Linked DNA regions of Mus musculus: region 1 is linked to region 2. The links are chromatin loops, found by intact Hi-C in ENCODE. Cell type or tissue: gastrocnemius. All regions are shown on one strand. Each heading gives the region's core, and the rest is flanking DNA. Links, peaks and the distances in the headings are about the cores only. Region 1 overlaps Slc49a4 (solute carrier family 49 member 4). Region 2 overlaps Sec22a (SEC22 homolog A, vesicle trafficking protein).

The links. A loop is a pair of places that touch in the nucleus more often than their neighbours do. Peaks named below come from ENCODE experiments on the same cell type or tissue, not always from the same donor. Only the 100,000 strongest peaks of a DNase experiment are listed, where the experiment ranks them.
Region 1: a loop joins it to region 2, with 2.6 times the contacts of the local background. A loop is called at or near these places in 3 of 42 quality-filtered maps.

What each region holds. Positions count from the first base shown.
Region 1 is chr16:35,703,022-35,707,414 of GRCm38, forward strand. It overlaps Slc49a4 (solute carrier family 49 member 4), which reads right to left. Exons shown (of 9, transcript NM_153550.4): 8 at 1,733-1,915. Among named protein-coding and RNA genes, the nearest start is that of Gm25967, 17 kb to the right of the region's middle. In gastrocnemius, for the core only: no CTCF peak of the experiment used is centred there; a DNase peak (open chromatin) is centred at 2,020.
Region 2 is chr16:35,316,884-35,321,276 of GRCm38, forward strand. It overlaps Sec22a (SEC22 homolog A, vesicle trafficking protein), which reads right to left. Exons shown (of 7, transcript NM_133704.4): 6 at 1,921-1,986. Among named protein-coding and RNA genes, the nearest start is that of Sec22a, 45 kb to the right of the region's middle. In gastrocnemius, for the core only: a CTCF peak has its summit at 2,690; no DNase peak of the experiment used is centred there.

The DNA.
Region 1 (4,393 bases), core at 187-4,186, 390 kb after region 2:
ATCTCTGATGAATCTACCACTGGCTGTTGCTGGCAGCTGGGCAGTGGTGGTGCTCGCCTTTGATCCCAGCACTCAGGAGGCAGAGGCAGGCAGATCTCTGAATCTGAGGCCAGGCTGGTCTACAGAGTGAGTTCCAGGACAGCCAGGGCTACATGGAGAAACCCTGACTCAACAATCCCCCAAGCCCCTCCTCCCCAACAAAACAAAACAAAACAAAACAAAACAAAACCCTGCTGCTGGACCTAGAGGAGCAGCGGATACCAAATACCCAGTGTTCTTCTGCAGTAAGACAGTATGGAAACGTGGCCTGAGTCTTCCATGGCCATGTGTGGTGCTGAACCTTTGAGAGGTGAGCTCCTGTGGGAAACTCTGACTGCCCCTCCCTAGTCTTCGTCATCTTGCCCTGTGATCTTTCTCGCCATGCCCTAAGAGATCTTCATCAGAGCTGGTACATCATCATGCAAGGACCGTCTAAAACAGTGAGTGAAACTAAACTCTCCTTAACAAAGAGTCCAACGGGTGTGTGTGTGTGTGTGTGTGTGTGTGTGTGTGTAACTGAGTAGGACGCAGTTCTAGAGTGCTGCGGTTATGGTGCCTTCCTGCTTTACACTGATCAATAATGTTATACCTAGAGCCAAGGAAAGAGAGTCATCGGGGAATAACATTATCCAACATCAGCTGCTGCGTTTAAATACTGTGAGGAAAGAAAGTATTTCTAGTTCACAGGAAAAAACCGTGTTCTGCATGGCTGCACAGACATTTAGTAAACCTGGGCCCATCAGCTGAAAAATTGTTTCTGTCGTGCTAGGGACACACACTAGTTCTGAAGCTTTGCCATGCAAAGGCGACAGACCCTCAATTTCCACTTCGACACAACTGAAGTGAATTAAAGCTGTAACACAGCAGATGCGAGGCTCTGTGTAGAAGGCAGATGTCCTCTCCCTAACAGGTGGTGTTTTCCGTACTGGAAGCAGAAGAGAAGAGGCAGTGACTGCACCAGTGCTCCTCCCTTGGTGGCCCGCTAAGCCCGCACCTGGTGTAGTGGAACCAAAGCCTTACCTGCAGCCCCGACTGACAGGGGCCATCTTGTTTGCTGTTAATCATGTTATAAAAATCCCTGTCATTTGGATACATTGTGCAGTTTGGAGAAGTTCAAGTTGCCATGATTTTGCTTTGTTGCTTTGAATGTTTTGAAAATATATCTTCTGGCCAAGGAGGTTAACACAGTTATTACTTCAATTACGAGCTTGTCAGAAGCTCCCAATAAACAGCGTGACCTCCTGGAGTAGCCTGCTTCAGAGAACAGCTCAGCCTATTGACTTACTCTTATTCATCCCCAGGGCTTTAAACCACACAAACCCCCGACACTAATTCACTGTGGGCTCAGAGAGCTCAGTCTACACGTAGTTTAAAAGTCATATCACCAGTGACTGTCTTGCAAACTCGAGCATTGGAGTCACGTGGCCAGGGCTGGGCTGGCCAGTCACTGATGAAAGAAAATAACACTCTGCCCCACTCCGGCTAATTCAAACCTTCTAGGGGTGGGAGCGCCCATGGACACACTTCAAGAAACACAACTGTTTGTGGTCACTGTTTGTACTAGCATGTGAATGCTCCATAAAGTAATATGCTTTAGTGAGAACTCTCCACACAAGTCCCCTATCTGTCAGTTTCACAAACCTGTCTCAAAGCACATTTAGATAGTGAATAATAATAATAATCGAATTCTTACCTGTATGATAAAATGTGACAAAAAATAAAAGCACTCCCATGAACATATTACTTAAAAAGGTGACAACTCCACAGGTGATCCCTTCTGGAACGGGGTAGACCGTTTCCACAAAAAGCTCAAAGAATATGGGGACGCTGCTGTTCAGGAACACTCCCAGGAGGATGCAGGAGGCATACAATGTCACTGCAACAAGAACACACAGGCTTTAGTTCACGGACGGCAGAGGCGATGAGTCAGGGCAGACGGGACGCCCGCGGAGCAGTCCTGGAGCTGAGTGTCCTCCCCGTGGTGCTGAAGTCTGACAGACCGGCACACGGCTGTTACCACCTTGCTCTGGTTTTCTGCAGTAAGGACAGGCTTTGTTGCTGAGTGAGTACCAATTTACTCGCTTTCTCTTTCTGGTGGATTATCCCAAAGCACAAAAGCAACTTAGCATTAGAGTCATTCTGGGCCAGCATCATGGCTCTGTGGGTGTACCCATCTTCCAGCCTGATGACCTGAGTTCAATCCCCAGGACCTGCAGGTGGGAGGAGAAAAAGGACTCCCCCAGGCTGTCCTCTGACCCCCATCTGTGCAGTGTGGCACATACACCACACAATAAATAAAGATAGCAAAAAAAAAAAAAGGCTTCTGATGAAAAGATTCATAAAAATAAAAATACACTTTTCTCTGAGTCACAGGCAAATGAGGTAAGGGAATAAAACGCAGTAAGTTAATGAACAAATCTTGTCTCATTTTACGATGTTGAGGAGAACTTAAGATGCAAGGATAAATGTCAGGCACATGAAATGGTACTGAAAATGACACATGCAGAGACTGGTTCACAGTGGCTTCCGAGTGCTGCACGAGGCACTCAGCATCCTTCCAGAGAACACAGGAGGGATAGCCCTCAGCAGGGAGGGAGTTATGTGCCACAGTCTTTTAAAATAAGGTATGTTTATACCACAAGAACATACACTAACACTGTGCTGAGCCAGCCAGAGGCCAGAGGCTGCTGGCCTCTAATCATAGCACTGGGGAAACTGAGGCAGGAGGACTGCAAGTTAGAAGCCAGTCTGAGCTACTTAGACACTCTCTCCAAAAATCAATCAATATATAAAAATTGATTGGAGGAGGGTGGGAGGGCTAGATTAGCAGGTTAGCCTACTAATGTGACTTGTAGTGCATTCTGTTGAAGGGGATGCGCTGTGGTTCCTGTAGGCACACTCAGCTGAGAGCACACCACTCCAGTGTTACCACAGCTCCTATCTGCCCATATGCCGTCAGTAACTCAAGTCTCAAGGTGGAACAGAGCCTGTGGAGGAGAGCTAGAATATGTACCTATATTTTCATAAAGATATCTACTGACAATAATGCATAGAATGTATTATAAAGTTACAAGAAAAATACTTTTACTATAAATATTCATTAAGAAAAAGTTGCTGTGCAGAGTTGCAGAAAGTGATGGCATTAAACCAAATCTCTTACATATCATTCACAGATTCTGGCATTTCAGAGCACCAGAGTTGGCCACAGCTGGCTCCAATCATTAAACACCTACCTCGGGTAGGAAAAGAGCAGTGCCACCAGTTTCTAATGGACTTCTCTGGTTGACCTCATTGCTGCTCCCTCCCACCCCCACCCCAACTTCTGCTCATGTTCCAGGATCATAAAGTCTAAAATGCCCTCTAAAAATGTAAATGGCTGGCAATTACTCTGTGACACGAAACTAGAGAACAACAATGATGTAGCACCTTAGCCCTACTGCTGGGTGACACAGTGGCCCCTTTACAGTCATACGAGCGGCCAAGTCACCCCATTAAAACAGGCCATAGTTTTCAAGAGGGTCTCTTTTTCTATTGTTAGGCATCGTATTGCCATGCATGTGTGTATGACGTGTGTGAGTGCTGTGGAGCTCGTGTGGACAGAGATGATTACACTGGGAGCTGCATTTCTCCTTCCACCTTTCAGTGGGTTCTTGGTGGTCAGGCCTGCATGGCAAGCTGAGCCACCCTGCTGCCCATGACTTTGATTTTTCCCTCAATGAGAGAGGAGAGAGAGAGAGAGAGAGAGAGAGAGAGAGAGAGAGAGAGAGAGAGAGAGAGAGAGAGAGAGAGAGAGAGAGAGAGAAACAGAGAGACAGAGACAGACAGAGACACTGAGACTGACTGTCCATATGAAGATGTGTATGCACATGTGAGTTCACGTGCCCAGGATGCCAAAGGCACTGGATTGGCCTGGCCCTGGAGTTACAGGTGCTGCAAACTCAACTCAGGTCCTCTTCAGGAGCAACATGCACTCTTTACCACTGAGCCACCTCTCCAGCCTCAGCCCCACACTCAAGAGACTTGTAAAAATAAAGCATAACATAGCACCCGTGTTTACTATCTATTGGCTGGATGTCACAGCACCTGTGTTGACTATCTACTGGCTGGATGTCACAGCACCCATGTTGACTATCTGTTGGCTGGATGTCATAACACCCGTGTTGACTATCTACTGGCTGGATGTCAGTCACACACGCGTTAAGCATTCTTTACTCACTCATGACTCATGTGTGGTGTGCTGGGGATGGAAGGTTACTGGAAGCTTCTATAGTATATTCTATTTCCAATGTACAATCATTTATTGACTGGTCAGATTACCACCGGGTAATCAGGGCAGAAAGAACTACAGACCCAA
Region 2 (4,393 bases), core at 264-4,263:
GTAAAACTGCCAAGACAACAGAGCAATCCTAAATTTGCATGAACTAAAACCACATAGCTTTAAAACATGTGAGACAAAACCAGAACTGAAATGAAACCTAGAAAGGTCAACTTCTAACTTCTAACAAGAGCAGAAATCAATAAAATTGAAAACAGAAAAACAGAAGAGGGACAAAAAAAAACAAAAAAAAAAACCCCAAAAACCCCAAAACAAAACAAAAACCCTGATGGACTGAACAGCTGGTTCAAACAGTGACATAGAAACTGACAGGACCAACTGTGACAATATAAATTACCAACATCAGAAAAGAAACACTATCATAAACATTGCAGACACCAAAGGAATAGAGATATGACTACCAACTCTATACATATAAATTAGATAAAATAGACCACTTCCACAAAACCCCCAAACTACCATAATTTCATCTGCTGAAATAGAAAATGTGAATCATTCTGTAACTATTAGGAAAACTGAATTTAAGGTGGTATATAGCTAGGGTAATAAAGACCATATGATTGTGGTAGAAGGATAATAGACCAAACTAACGTAATTCAGAACCCAGAAAGTCTCACAAAATACACCAACTGAGTTCATATAGAGGTGCAAAAGCAATTCCGTGGAAGAAAGCAGTCTGATAAAGAAATGGTGCTGCAGCACTCGATCACGAACAAACAATTTAAAAAGAAAAAGAAGCAGGATTAGTGACTTGGTTGGGCACAGAGGTGGCATGCTATAGGGGAGTGAACCTGTGCTCTAACTCTGCAACAGTAGCCTCGGCTCCTCCCTTTTCCTGTTATGCTGCCACAGAACAGTACTGAGTCCTTCTGTCCTCATTTTTATAAATGAGACAATAATCTTATATGACAGGGTGTAGGATTAAAGTGGGAAACCCTCAAGAGAACACTGTGCAAACTGAAGCACACTGTGTTCCACTATCAAACACATGGCGTCACATTACCTGTATGAAGTGTCATTTGAAACCTGTCAAATTTAATAAGACTTCTAAAGATAACATTAAGAAAGTTTAAAGATTTTAAAGTGAAGCCACTAAAACTAAAATGTATAATGTATGTTTGTGTAGAGCTCAAATACCTATCAAAGTATTTTCCCCCGGCGTCCTACTAAATTTTGGGTAGTCTTAGGTCCACACTGAGCTTTAAATAGTCCTACCTTTTCTTTCTTTTTCCCATAGACGCCAAAGGAACACGCCACTTATAAAGGTTGGGTCAGTGGACCCTGTTTGCTCCTTATGGTCTAACAAAGTTATTCCTGAGTATTCCTCACTGCCATGGCCATTCTTCCCATCTCTCCTGAGACTGATCTCCCTACTGGCCAGGCACAGAACCTGCCCCCACCCCCACCCCGAGTCGTCTACACATTCACTGGCCTTCCTTCTCAGTGGCAGTATTTCTTTCACGGCCTTGCTGCTATTGCCAAACTTCACGCTCCCTTTATTTTCCATCTGAATTGCTAGAATCATCTCCCAACTGGTTTCCTAACTGCCAGTCCTTCTGTTTACAATCCATCCTATTCGCCTCTACTGAAAAGTCATGCCTACTTAAAAATCCTAAAATATTACTTTGCTGTGTCACTCCTTATTAATGGCTTCCTCCAGAGCACAAATCCTCTCGTTCTCACTAGACAACTGAGAAGTAGCCTTTCTGCCGCAGGCACATGACGTGGCACCCCTGATAACCCACCACAGAGAAAGGGTTAGGACTAAGTCCACTGTGAACATCTGCCTACAACTCAAGATTGACGTGTAGGTTACAAAGATAACAGAAGACCAAATTATAGGAGAGGCAAATAACTCAGACACCATTTTTATGTATTTTAAACACACAGGCAATTATGAGACCCGACATCTGAAACAAATAGCAATGGGGAAGTGTTTGTTACAAATGGGAGGAAACCTACCTGGTAAAGGCAGGCTGCTGTCCCAAGGAAAAATGCAATAATGTAATTAAGATCCTCACCATCACTCTGTAAAAAACAAATCAAGATTACCTTTTGATTGGCAGTACTTACTTAAAAAAAAAAAGCCAAAAACAATCTACCAGGATAGGATATGTTTATGTTTATACACACTCAAACATTTTACAAAGTGGTGTATAAAAAATAGAAATATAGAACACATGGTAAGGCAGGGAGCGAGGAGTAACTGGAGATCTGATTCAGCAGCTAAAAGTACTGACTCCCTCTCCAGAGGACAGAGGTGCAATTCCTAGCACCCACATGGGGACTGACAATGTGTCCAGGTGCGAGGGATCCAGTGCTTCCTTCCTGACCTTCATGTTCTCCAGGCAGGCACACAAGTGGTACAGAGACATACATGCAGACAAAACACCCATGCATACAGATACATTTAAATTTAAAAGGCAGAGGAATGGGACATTGAAGAAAACTGCCTGCATTCTCTGTGTCTTAACTTCACCTATCAGCAGCCTGTCACCCCAGGGATGATGAGAAGCACCGAGGAAAAGCTAGCTTCCTCACAATACAGAAAACCTCTTCTTCCAGTAAAGCCACATGAAAATGCACTCCACCCTGGCAGTGAGCAAGCTCCCCCTGCTCGTGAGGCTCACCACTTAAATACAATCTGACAAGCTCTACTCCCCGGAAGCACATAAATGAATTGCCTAATAAAGTAACTTGGCATGATAAATAAAACTGTGGTGACTGAAAAGCTACTGTCCACTAGAGTGTGCTAAATCCCCAAAAGAAAGATCAGGCCTGGTTATAATGTCACTGAGCTAGAAAACAGTAAGGAAGAATAGCCAGAGCCTGTGAGAATAGAGAACCATACACTTGTCCTTTGTTCCTAGCAAGTACCGGCATTCAACTTCCTTCACTGTGTGGACGAACAGTACACAAAACCAAGGAAGGAGGAGTGTTTTTCTTCCATGCAGGGACATTACACTAGACCTCTTATTTTAGGAAAAATAATTTTCTTTTTCCTACAGGATCTCATGATGTAGCCCAGGCTGGCCTCAAATGCTCAATCCCCTTGCTCAGCTTCCTAAGTGCTGGCATTACAAGACTGTGCCACCAAATGTGCCTCTCTCTGCCCATGTGGGTGGAAGGATCGGTATACAATAGAAAGAAAAGCAAATTGCTTTAGTGCAGTTGATTGAGTACAGAACAGGCCACAAGGCAGAGTGGCTTATGCTAGTGAGATCTTGGAACAGAAACTATTAATCCCCCTAGGATGCTCAGGCCAGTTCTGCCCCAGAAGCAGGCAGTTCAACAGTTTCTACGTTTTTAATTCAAAGGCTTGAATTAAACTGCTTATTTTTTTAAGTCCTTTTTCCCAATTATAAAAGTTTATGTTCAAGCTAGTCAGTGGTGGCGCACGCCTTTAATCTCAGCACTTGGGAGACAGAGGCAGGCAGATCTCTGAGTTGAAGGCCAGCCTGGTCTACACAGTGAGTTCCAGGACAGCCAGCTCTATATAGAGAAAGCCTGTCTCAAAACACAAATACGCGTACACACACACACACACACACACACACACACACACACACACACACACACGCACGCACACTATACAAAGAAGTCCATGTTGTTCTTATATAAAGGAACAATGATTGTTAACCTTTCCGAGTGTTTCTGGCTTTTTCTCTCTACCTCTCCACTCTCCATCCCCAAAGAAATGAACCTATACTTTTGCATGCTGCTCTTTAGTATTTTGGTTGAGTCATAAACACTTTCTAACATGGTAAATACATCAACCACAGAATATGTGAAAGAATATATAGCCTTTCAACATATCACAGGACCTAATTACTGGTCCTATAATGTAACAGGTTTTTTTTTTTTTTTTCTGAGAGTACACTGCCATTTGAAATCTTTCTTAATTGATTTTACAATACCTCAAAGCATGTTTCCAGAGGCAGTCTGTGCTTAAATCTTTATTCACAAGCTGTATTTTTTATTTCTTAACTCATTTCTGCTTTGTAGTAAGTACTGCAAACAACTCTCGAGTCTGAGGACCCTAGGGCATTAGTGCTCTCTAGTCCTTGGGCATGTGGAGTCTAAGCCTCCATCCTGCACACTTCAATATGAGACCCACAGCATCCTATCTGCAACGAGCTAGTTACTGGCAAAGAGATCACAGGTCTCCTGACTTCCAGGGCAGCATTTCTGTTATTGTCACAGGATTCATTTTCTAATACTCCATATGAAAAGTAGCTCTGCTTTCGCCTTGATCTAATTATCATCATTTCAAAACTGATCGTTAGAAGAACCCCTGCACTATAAACAGTGTGATAAAAGCTTATACACTCCTGAGGTGTCAACTCACAACAACCTTATTAACATCTCTAAACTCAGAACAAAGCTAGGAAGCAAGTGCAAATAATCCAATTTACACATTACTCTGAACATGAAA